Linked DNA regions of Homo sapiens: region 2 is linked to region 1. A link is a contact called in ENCODE Hi-C data. All regions are on one chromosome and are shown on one strand. The core of a region is the stretch at or near the end of the contact, and the rest is flanking DNA. Distances in the headings are between cores, read along the strand shown. Region 1 has its middle 92 kb from the start of TNIP3. Region 2 holds the start of QRFPR (pyroglutamylated RFamide peptide receptor).

Region 1 (5,754 bases), core at 1,907-4,406:
AACATATACACGTATAGATCTACCTCGTTAGAAAAGTCACAGAGAGAAAATCATTCACCATGTTATCATAGTTTTTATCCAAGTCTAGAGCCTGTGATAAAAGAGTTTCATACAAGTGTATCTTAGTCAACTTGAGTTGCTGTAACAAAAATAACATGAAATAGGTGATGTCAAGAACAGAAACTTATTTCTCACTCTTCTGGAGACCAGGAAGTTCAAGATGAAGATGCAAGTAACTCGGTTCCTGGTGAGGGCCTTCTTCTTGGTTTGCGAGTAGATGCCTTCTTGCTGTATCTTCACCTGGTGGGGACAGAGAAGAAGCAAACTCTCTTGTGTCTCTTCTTATAAGAGTACTAATCCCATCACAAGAGCTCCAACCTCATGGTTAATTACTTTCCAAGGGTGAAACCCTTCACCTCCAGATACCACCACTTGGGGATTAGGATTTCAATATCTGAATTTGGGGGAATTTAACAAATGTGCTGTCAATAGAAAAGTGTTTTTTCTGAAATGACCCCAGGGATCATGAGTGAGGCATAGAGAAAGTGTGCCTCACCTGCAAGATGGCCTCCTAGTTCCCTGCCTCCTAGTATTCACACTCTTGTGTAATCCCCTCCTGCATTGAACCTGGGGTGATCTATGTCACCAGTAGCATACAGTACAAGTGACAGTATGTCCCTTCTGAAACTAGGTCATTAAAGATAGTGTGGCTTCCTGCTTGCACTCTCCTTTGCCCTCTGTTACATCGCTCACTCTGGGGAAAGCTGGCTGCCACCTCGTGAGCAGCAGTCCATGTAGTGAGAAACTGAGTGCTCCTGCTCACATCCCTGTAAGTAACTTTAGAAGTGGGTCCTCCAGCCCCAGCCAAGCCTTATGATGAATGCACTCCTAGCTCACATTTGGAATGCATCCTCATGAGAGACCCTGAGACAGACAGAACCACTCAGCCAAGCTGCTTCTGAAGTTGACCACAGAGACTGTGAGAATAAATGTTTGTTGTCTTAGGCCGGGCGCAGTGGCTCATGCCTGTAATCCCAGCACTTTGGGAGGCCGAGGCAGGCGGATCACGAGGTCAGGAGATCGAGACCACCCTGGCTAACATGGTAAAACCCCATCTCTACTAAAAATACAAAAAAATTAGCAGGGCATGGTGGCAGGTGCCTGTAGTCCCAGCTACTCAGGAGGCTGAGGCAGGAGAATAGTGTGAACCCGGCAGGCGGAGGTTGCAGTGAGCCGAGATCGCGCCACTGCACTCTTAGCCTGGGCAACAGACAGAGACTCCGCCTCAAAAAAAAAAAAATTGTTGTCTTAAATCACTAAGTTTTTTATGTAATTTGTTGCATGGCAATAGATAGCTGATACAGGAAGTCAAGCAGAGGAGGGAAAGGCAGTGTAAGAATGTGTTGGTCACCTTTTTTTTTTCTTTTTCTTTTCTTTTTTTTTTTTTTTTTTTTTTTGAGACAGGCTCTTACTCTGTCACCCAGGCTGGAGTGCAGTGGCATGACCTTGGTCCACTGCAGCCTCAACCTTCTGGGCTCAAGTGATCCTCCCACCTCAGCCTCCTGAGTAGCTGGGACTACACACGCATGCCACCATGCCTGGATAATTTTTGTATTTTTTGTAGAGACGGGGATTCACTATGTTTCCCAGGCTGGTTTCAAATTCCTGAGATCAAGTGATTCACCTGCCTCAGCCTCCCAAAGTGTTGCGATTATAGGTATGAACCACCATGCCTGACATGTGTTGGTTACTTCTATGGTCAACTGATGCTCCATCCAGCAGGACCTTCTGAGGAGCCTTATGTAATGAATGTCAGAATTGTCCCTCTAGAAGATCCAAGGGGGAAGCATTTCCAGCAGCCCCATCCTTCATTTGTCAAGTATGCTCTATCAGTGTTAACTCTTCAGTACTTCCAGGTTACACGTGGGTGAGCACCAAGTGGCTTCCCATGGGCTTCCCATGCCACACTATGAGGTATATGACATAGCTCAAAGCAAGACTATCAGGTCGTGCCTGTACAAACCTGGTTGAAGCCTGCTCCAAACCATAGCTACAGGGATGGAAAAGAAGTACATCTGATGTAACCATATACATCACATTTCCCATGATCTTCCTTTTCATACATGTGTACACCACTTATTATTTTCAACATAGCAATTTCCTCTTGGAGTTTTAAAAAATATTGAAATTGAGTACATTCACTATAATTAACTTCTTACTTCATGTGATAAGTCATGTTTTATTGTTAATGTGTCTATTGCTTAATTCTATATGAATTTATAGTGCTCTTGAATTAAGAAAATCATTGGCCATGTGCAGTGGCTCACGCCTGTAATCCCAGCACTTTGGGAGGCCGAGGTGGGCAGATCACCTGAAGTCAGGAGTTCGAGACCAGTCTGGCCAACATGGTGAAACCCCATCTCTACTAAAAATACAAAACTTAGCCGGGTGTGGTGGCGGGTGCCTGTAATCCCAGCTATGCAGGAGGCGGAGGCAAGTGGATCACTTGAACCCGGGAAGCAGAGGTTGCAGTGAGCCAAGATCATGCCATTGTACTCCAACCTGGGCAACAAGAGTGAAACTTCATCTTAAAAAAAAAAGAAAAAGAAAAAGAAAAGAAAATTATCTTTCCTTTCAATTTGAAATTCCTTAAATTAATCAAAGATTACATATTTTAGTTGATAGTACCAAAATTAAAAACAATTTCAAATCTCCACATTGTTAATCCACATCTCTCATGTCCCTTTAGAGTCTGTGATTAAGAGAAGCAAGAGAAATTGAGCACTTTGGGGAGCATTATGAACTAAGATGAATAACCACTTCCTTTTGCAAATTAGAAATTGCAGCTGAATTCAACTGTGAGGGATGTTGAAACATTGATATTTTTCTTTTTATTTGAATTTTATTTTAATTTTCTTTGGTTAGATGACTTCTCAAAATTGCCCTTCTGTTTCTTTAATGTTGACCTTAAATGCATGGTGGCATTATAGCTGCACCAGGGAAAAAAAGATACTACTCAAATGGGACTCCTTGACTTTGTGAATCTTTCTTTTCTGAAATTAGATGGAGAAATGTGTTGGCAGAAATGGTCTTTAAGAAAAAGGCAGTGACTCAACTTCTGAAGTGAAGCCAGGTTCTCAGGCTACAGGGTGCTGGGGTGGGCAGAGAGAAAACTCATTTCAGTAGAGTACAGGAAGTTACTTAATGCTGCTTATGAGTCAGAAGAGGGTAGAATCAGTTATGATTGAACTCTCTTTAGTTCCACCTAAATGCAGATAGTTTAACATGTGTATAAAACATATATGTGTGTATTTTTATTCATCTGTGTCCTATGTTTTGCTTTGATAGGAACCTCCCAACCCCCATCCCTTTTCTTCTGTTTGAGTCCAATAGTAATGAGTCACTGACACCTATTGCTTTGAAAGTAAGGACTTTCTAGGTCAGAGATTTTTTTTTCAAATATTACTATACATTTCCCTTTATTCAGTGCCTTTAGTGGGATCACATACAGAGGTCTGTATTTCAAAGAATTCTTGATTTGAGAAAAAAAGAGATAATCTATGTTCACAACACATCTGGTCTGTGCTAGGCACTTTATATACTGTCTATTTAATCCGTAAGCACATAGTAGTCTTCACTCTGAAAAACAAGAAAATGGATACAGGGGCTCTGTTATGTTAATGTAACCACCCAAGGTTCACCTTGCCCTCTGCCTAGACAGAGCTGATTCATCAAGACAGGGGAATTGCAATAGAGAAAGAGCAATTCATGCAGGCTGTGCAGGAGACCGGAGTTTTATTATTTCTCAAATCAGTCTCCCTGAGCATTTAGGGAGCAGCGTTTTTAAGGATAACTTGGTGGGTGGGGGAAAGCCAGTGAGCCAGGAGTGCTGATTGGTCAGATATGAAATCATAGGGAGTCAGAGCTGTCTTCTTGTGCTGAGTCAGTTCCTGGGTGGGGGCCACATGATCAGATGAGCCAATTTATTGATATGGGTGGTGCCAGCTGATCCATCAAGTGCAGGGTCTGCAAAATATCTCAAGCACTGATTTTAGGAGCAGTTTAAGGAGGGTCAGAATCTTGTAGCCTCCAGCTGCATGACTCCTAAACCATAATTTCTAATCTTGTGGCTAATGTTAGTCGTGCAAAGGCAATCTAGTCCCCAGGCAAGAAGGAGGTCTGCTTTGGGAAAGGGCTGTTACCGTCTTTGCTTAAACTATAAACTAAGTATCTGCTGGGCGCAGTGGCTCACGCCTGTAATCCCAGCACTTTGGGAGGCTGAGGAGGGCGAATCACAAGGTCAGGAGATCGAAACCATCCTGGCTAACACAGTGAGACCCCCGTCTCTACTAAAAATGCAAAAAAATTAGCCAGGCATGGTGGTGGGCAGCTGTAGTCCAAGCTACTCGGGAGGCTGAGGAAGGAGAATGGCGTGAACCCAGGAGGCGGAGCTTGCAGTGAGACGAGATCACGCCACTGCACTCCAGCCTGGGCAACAGAGCGAGACTCCATCTCAAAAAAAAAAAAAAAAAAGTAGTTTCTCCCCAAGTTTCTCCCAAAGTTAGTTCAGTCTACGCCCAGGAATGAACAAGGACAGCTTGGAGGTTAGAAGCAAGGTGGAATCAGTTATGTTAGATCTCTTTCGCTGTCTCAGTCATAATTTTGCAAAGGCAGTGTCATTAAGAGACTTCCTCAACATTCTTGGAAGTGGCAGAACTGAGACTAGAACCAAAGTCTGCCTCTTCACATAACCCTTGATTTTTCTACGCCACTATACTTCCTCTATATCTTCACAGTCCTTGCCTTTGCCAAGGTCCAATGCTGTGGCATTGGCCAGGTCACTACCTCTTGGTGTTCTTTCTTCTGAAAAATCTGGTACTTAGAATCCATGCCAGTTCAAACATTCTAAGAATCTTTAAGATACTGACCAGGTGCAGTGGCTATTTGTATTTGTATGTTATTTTATTTTTTTGTGTCGGGGCTCTCGGGGCCTGGCCACTGAAAATTAAAATTTGAATATTCATAAGCCATGCTTGATACTACCAGGACTGTTCCTTTTCAAACATTGATTATTGCCCCATTTTTCAGAGACTTGTTCCTTTGTTTGGATATTTAGAAATATTTTCCACAAGCAGAGAGGTCTTGGATAATCTGTATTCAGATGGAAATGGATTTAGGGTCTCTATCTGACAGTGGGCTTTCCTTTTCTGCTGTCAGGCCAGAATGTCTTGGGAAATTTTTAGGGAATTCTTCTAGATATAACTATTCCGCTAAAGAGAACAGAGAAGGATTTGTGGCTTCTATCCTTCTCTTTCATTGGAAGGAAAAAAGGAATTGGTAAGCAGCTGAAAAAAGCAGTATACTATCCCAATACCTGTAGTTTCATTACTGTATTTATAAATTGTTCCACCTTAACTTATAAAAGGTGCTCATGCATTCTCAATCTAGGTGACATTTCTGCTAATTTCAAGATAAGTTATTTCTGTTGGAGATGTTCTTTCATATAGCATTAAAATATAATTTTTCCAGATGCCATTACTACTTTAAAAGCACTTTAAGCTCAATTCTGTTTTCCTTCTTGGAGGAGAAAGAACCCAACTTTCAAAAGGTACCAGTGTGACAGAAATCTTGCGACGGTTGATGTGAAGAGCTTACTTCACAAAAGCAAAAGCACAAGAACTCTCTGATCAACTCCGTTCCTTTTGGTCTATTAGTCTACATTTTAAAACATACCCATTGTGAAAATTGAAGTAG
Region 2 (5,754 bases), core at 1,602-4,101, 120 kb after region 1:
ACTAACACACTTTATTCTCACACTAACCCTATAAAATAAATGAGCAATATATTACTCTCCTTCAGTATTTAGAAGCTAAAGTGAAATGTTCTCCATGAAGTAAGAAGCAGGGAGAAAAGAAAACTTGAGAAAAACCTTGGCAGTGCCCAAATAAGCCCTGAGGATGGAAGATGCACCATATGGCCTTTCTTGGCCATGATTCCCCAACATGAACTGGAGCTAAAGATCTGGCTCACTGCACTTTTTTTTTTTTTTTTTTTTTTTGAGACGGAGTCTTGCTCTGTCACCCAGGTTGGAGTGCAGTAGCGTGATCTCGGCTCACTACAACCTCTGCCTCCCGGGGTCAAGCCAAGTCTCCTGCCTCAACCTCCTGAGCAGCTGGGACTATAGGTGCGTGCCACGATGCCCGGCTAATTTTTTGTTGTTGTTTGTATTTTTAGTAGAGACGGGGTTTCACCGTGTTAGCCAGAATGGTCTCGATCTCATGACCTCGTGATCCGCCCGCCTCGGCCTCCCAAAGTGTTGGGATTACAGGCGTGAGCCACCACGCCTGGCCAGACTCACTGCACTTTCAAACTTCTCTAATCCCTAATATTTTACTGAAAAATTGAGACCCAGACATACTAAATTAACATGTATTACAGCCAAAATAGTAATCCAGTTCTTTTGATCCCCACCATAAAATCCCACTTTGCATAATTATTTTCACCTTTACAAATGGAGCTATAATCATCCCCAGCACAAAGAAGCCTCATAAATCTGCTTTCACAAACATTTAGAAATGAAAACTCATGTGCTTTTCCCCAAAAACCAAGTTCCGTATGATGATCAAAAAATACCCCATTAATTTTATGGAGTTAGTTGCACTGAGCAACTTTAAAATGCCCAAATACAATTACTGCATCAGAGTGCATAAGAAAGTCTCTAATCCATAAATCAAGGTCTTACTTTCCACATTGTGTATTACTTTCAAGTCAATGCTCTGTACTCAATGTTTAATGCTTTTTTGAAAATATTTACATTATAGATTGATAAGAATCAAGGACTTTAACATTCTGACTGACTAACAGCAAACTCAGTTTAAGCTAATGAGAAAAAAAGCAATGCTCACGATCTCAAATTGGTAATGGTAGGATGAAACACCCTCCATGAGTTTAAGAGAATTAGTAATGGGATAGAAATAGCAGAGATTGAAGGCATAATGATCTATTTCTCTTACATTTCTAACCATTTTGATGTGGCCACAAGAATACACCCAACCGTGAAAAAGGGGAGGCCCATGGTGCACCTTAAGCACTGGTGAGAATACAACACACTACTGCTCCTGGGTTTACACCAGGGCATTCTCCAGCTGTGTTCTTGGAAAAGCTGGATCATCTCAAGAAATATATCTTTTTTTCCAACCTCCACACACTGCTCCCAACTCAGTGACTCCACCTCTCCTCTGTCATTTTTTTTCCCCCATTATACGGAAGGAGGAGAATGTTATCTCTTCTTTTATAATAGGAGGGCATCAGTTTTCTGTGTTCCTTCTTCCTGCATGACACTTAATACAGTTTTTAAAAGGACTAGTTCAATATATTTTTTCTGCACATGAATTATATTTGTTTTATGCTCATAGGTACAAGAAGCTGTCTGCAAGCAACTGGGAAGTGAGGCTGGAGGGTGGGGGAATGAGGAAATGAGATTTTTAACTTTGGTTTAATTATTTGAAATATTTTTATCTCACTTTTAGTAAGAAAACTAGGGGAGAAAAACCTGGTAATGACGGGAAAGGGAGCTGAAATAAGTGGCGAGGGGTGCGACTTCCTGCCTCACTGCTCGGGACCTTTCCGAAGCTTTTCCCCAACCTATGTCTCTAAGCCACAAGGAGGAAGCACTGGAGGGGAATCAGAGGCGGCCAAAAGAACTTATGTCCAGGTGAACACAGGTGGCGAAGTTCTAAGAAAGAGCACCGGATTCATTTGACAGAGAAGTGTAAGGAAGAGACAGACGAGAGAGAGACAGACAGACGAGAGAGGAGAGAGAGAGAGAGAGAGAGAGAGAGAGAGAGAGAGAGAGAGAGAGAGAGAGAGAGAGAGATCCCCTGAAAGGCAGAGGGTTAAGAGAGAAGGAGCGAAGGAGCGGGGCGCGACTCTTACCCCCCAGCCAGTTGTCGGAAATGTTCTGGAGCATGGTGACGGGAATGCAGAAGAAGGTGATGAGCAGGTCACTGAGCGCCAAGGAGCAGATAAAGATGTTGGTGACGGTGCGCATGGCCTTGCTGCGGGTCACCACGTAGAACACCAGAGCATTGCCAAAGAGCGCCAGGGCGAAGATGAGCACGCCGGTGAGCACGAGGGCCAGCTTGGCGCGTCCCGGCAGCTCTGGGGTGTAGACGAGCGGTCGCAGCCGGTACAGAGCGATGAACTGCTCCCGCGTCAGGTTGTGGTCCCGCAGCAGCCGAGAGAACTGCTCCGGGGTAATGTTAAGCGCCTGCATTGCTGTGCGCTCCCGGGACGCGGGGCCACCGCCCGCTACTGGCTGGCCATCCGCATCTGCGGGGCAGCGAGGGCTTCGGGGGACCAGCCGGAGGCCGCCTCCCTTCCTCTACTCTGGAGTCAGCCGCGCGGGAGGGCTCTAGGCTGCACCCCGGGAGGTTCGGGAAAGGAGAGCAGCTCAGGGATCAAACCCACGATAAAGAGGCGGGAAGCCAAAGCACTGGGAGACTCGATCTCAGTGACCAAAAAATGTTCGCGGTTCAAATAAAGTTCTTCCCTTGCTCTTCCCTAAGGCGAGGCGCCGCCACGGTCTGGGGTGCTGGAGCGCCACGCGAGGGTCCTGGCGCCTCTGGCTCCCCGCCTTCTGGCCATGCGATGCGGACGCCGGACCCGCTTGGGGAGCGGTGGAGGGTGGGGCTGAACTCGGTGACGCCTCCCTCACACCCAGCTTCAGTGGCGCCAACGCCGCTTCCCCGCACCCTCAGGGCGAGGGAAGACTTCCCTGGCTCACCAACTTGCTGCCGCCCAGCGCCTTTCTCAGGGCATGGCCCCAGTCAGGTAATGCTTGTATGTGAAACTGGGTATTGGGGGGTTCCACAGTTTCAAGTTTCTCCTCTTGCGTAATAATGGGAGCCACAACTACCCAAGGCAAATAGGGCTTATTTTAAATTATTTTCTGTATTGAAAAATAATTAAGATAGTTAAAATATAGAACTTGGGAAATGGCAAAGATAATACAGAAAGATCCTGCGTACCCACCCTTCACCCAGTTTCTTTCATTCATTACATCTTATTTAACTACGGAACAATACAAAACCAGGAATTTGACACAGGTACAGTGTTTGCATGTTTTTATCTCAAGTGTAGATTCCCGTAACCGTCAGGATACAAACTCTTCTATCACCACAAAAATCTCCCTGGTGCTTTTTATACTCACACCTAGCCCCTCCCTCCACCATCTCTAACTCCTGGCAACCACTAATATGTTCTCTCTTAACTTTTGTCAGAACATTACGTAAGGGAAATCATACAATATGCTGCCTTTTGATATTGAATTTTCTTCGCTCAGCCTAATGCCCTTTAAATCCATCCAAGTTGTTGCATGTATTAATGGCTGTTTCTTTTTATTGCTGAGGCTGTATCACCGTTTATTTAACCATCCACCTCTTGTAGAACATTTTGGTTGATTACCATTTTGAGCTATTAAAAATAAAGCTGCTATAAAGAATCATGTACAGGTTTTTGTGTGAACATAGTTTTCCTTTCTATAGGAAATGCCAAAAGTTTTGATTATTGAATCTGTAATGTGTATATTTAATTTTTAAAGAGATTGACTACTTTTCAGAGTGGCTGTACAAGTCTCCATCTCTACCATCAATGCATGAGAAGTTACGTTTCTCCACATCCTTGCCAGCATTTGGTTTTGCTGCTTTTTTTTTTTAAGCTATTCTAATAGATCTGTAGTGATATCTCTTTAGGGCCTTAATTTACATTTACCTAATGGCAAGTAATATTGAACATCTCATGTGCTTATTTGCCGTCCTTGAATCTTCTTTGGTGAAATGTCTTTCCATGTGTTTTGTCCGTTTCTAATTGCATGGTTTAGTTTATTTGCTGTTGAAAGTTCTTTTTATATTCTACATACAAGTCCTTTGTTAGTAAACGGTTTGCAAATATGTTCTTCCAGTCTGTAGCTTGTTATTTATCTTCTTAACAGGGACTTTCACAGAACAGCTTTTAGTTTTAGTGAAGTCATATTTATCAATATTTTCTTTTATAGATAGCTTTTAGTGTTCAGTCTAACTTCACCAAAGCCTATTTCTCAAAAACTTTCTCTTAGGTATTTTTCTAAAAGTGTTATAGTTTTACATTTTATGTTTTGGGCTCTCTATTCTGTTGAATTGATCTATGTGTCTATCCTCCACATTCTTGACTACTGTAGCTATATAATAAGTTTTGAAATCAGGTAGCATGATTTCTCATACTTCATTCTTATTTTTCAAAATTATTGTAACTATTCTAGGACCTGTGCCTATTCATATACATTTTACAATCAACTTGTCTATGTCTACAAAAAACCTTGCTGGGATTTTGATAGAAATTGACATATTTACTAGGTTGAGTTTTTCAATCCATGAGAAGAATGTCTTTCCATAAATTTACATCTTTGATTTATTTCAAAGGCATTTTACAGTTTTCAGCATGTAAGTCCTGTACATATTTTTAGATTTGCACCTAAGTATTTCATTTTGGGCGGACATTTGTACACGGTACTGTACTGAATTTCTAATTTTTGGTTCCATGTGTTCATTACTAGTATGCAGAAATCCAATTTATTTCGTATGTTGATCTTGATTCCTCCAATGTTGATGAATTCACTTAATTTTATTAGGAGGTTGATATGATTTGGCTCTGTGTCCCCACCCAAATCTCATCTTGTAGCTCCCATAATTCCCATGTGTTGTGGGAGGGACCAGTGGGAGATGATTGAATCATGGGGGTGGGTCTTTCCACGATGTTCTCATGATAGTGAATGGGTCTCATGAGATCTGATGGTTTTAAAAACAGCAGTTTCTCTGCACAAGTTCTCTCTTTGCCTGCTGCCATCTATGTAAGATGTGACCTATTCCTCCTTGCCTTCCACCTTGATTGTGAGGTCTTCCCAGCCATGTGGGACTGTAAATCCAGTAAACCTCTTTCTTTTGTAAATTGCCCAGTCTTGGGTATGTCTTTATCAGCAGTGTGAAAATGGACTAATACAGAGGGTTTTTTGGTAGATTTCTTGCATAGACAATCACATTATCTGAGAAGAAAGACAGTTTTATTTCTTCCTTTCTGATTTGTATGCTCTTTATTTCTGGTTTTAGCTGTTGTTTGTTTGGTTGTTGTTTTTGTTTTCTTTTGTTTTTTTTTTTTTTTATTTTTTGCCTAACTGCAATGGTTGGAGTACACAGTTTACTATGTTAAATGGCAATGGAGAATGGAGATCATCCTTGTCTTGTCCTCAATCTTATAAGGATGTATTCAGCCTTCTTTCACCATTAAGTATGATGTTAGTTGCAGATGTTCTTTATCAACTTGAGAAGGTTACTGTCTATTCTCAACTTCTTGAGAGATTCTATCAATGGTGTTAAATTTTGTTAAATGATTTTTCTGCATCAATTAATACTATCAATGTGATTTTTTTCTTCAGCCTGTTAAAATGGTGAATTGCATTGATTGACTTTTGAATATTGAATCAGCTTTGAATATTTGAAATAAACCCCATCTTAGT

The links. A loop is a pair of places that touch in the nucleus more often than their neighbours do. Pooled maps may share reads with other maps.
Region 2: a loop to region 1 is called in a map of MCF 10A, with 3 times the contacts of the local background. The contact joins the promoter of QRFPR here to the enhancer-like site in region 1. A Hi-C loop is called at or near these places in 1 of 168 maps with a recorded cell type or tissue (MCF 10A) and 2 of 50 pooled maps.

The regions. Positions count from the first base shown.
Region 1 is chr4:121,253,380-121,259,133 of GRCh38, forward strand. No RefSeq gene overlaps it. Among named protein-coding and RNA genes, the nearest start is that of TNIP3, 92 kb to the left of the region's middle. Within about 2 kb of position 3,157, at least 7 of the 41 ENCODE cell types and tissues checked have a DNase peak (open chromatin) inside an H3K27ac peak, as active enhancers do.
Region 2 is chr4:121,378,167-121,383,920 of GRCh38, forward strand. QRFPR (pyroglutamylated RFamide peptide receptor) reads right to left here and starts at 2,852. Exons shown (of 6, transcript NM_198179.3): 1 at 2,142-2,852. The coding sequence starts at 2,481. RefSeq lists an enhancer at 2,638-3,422.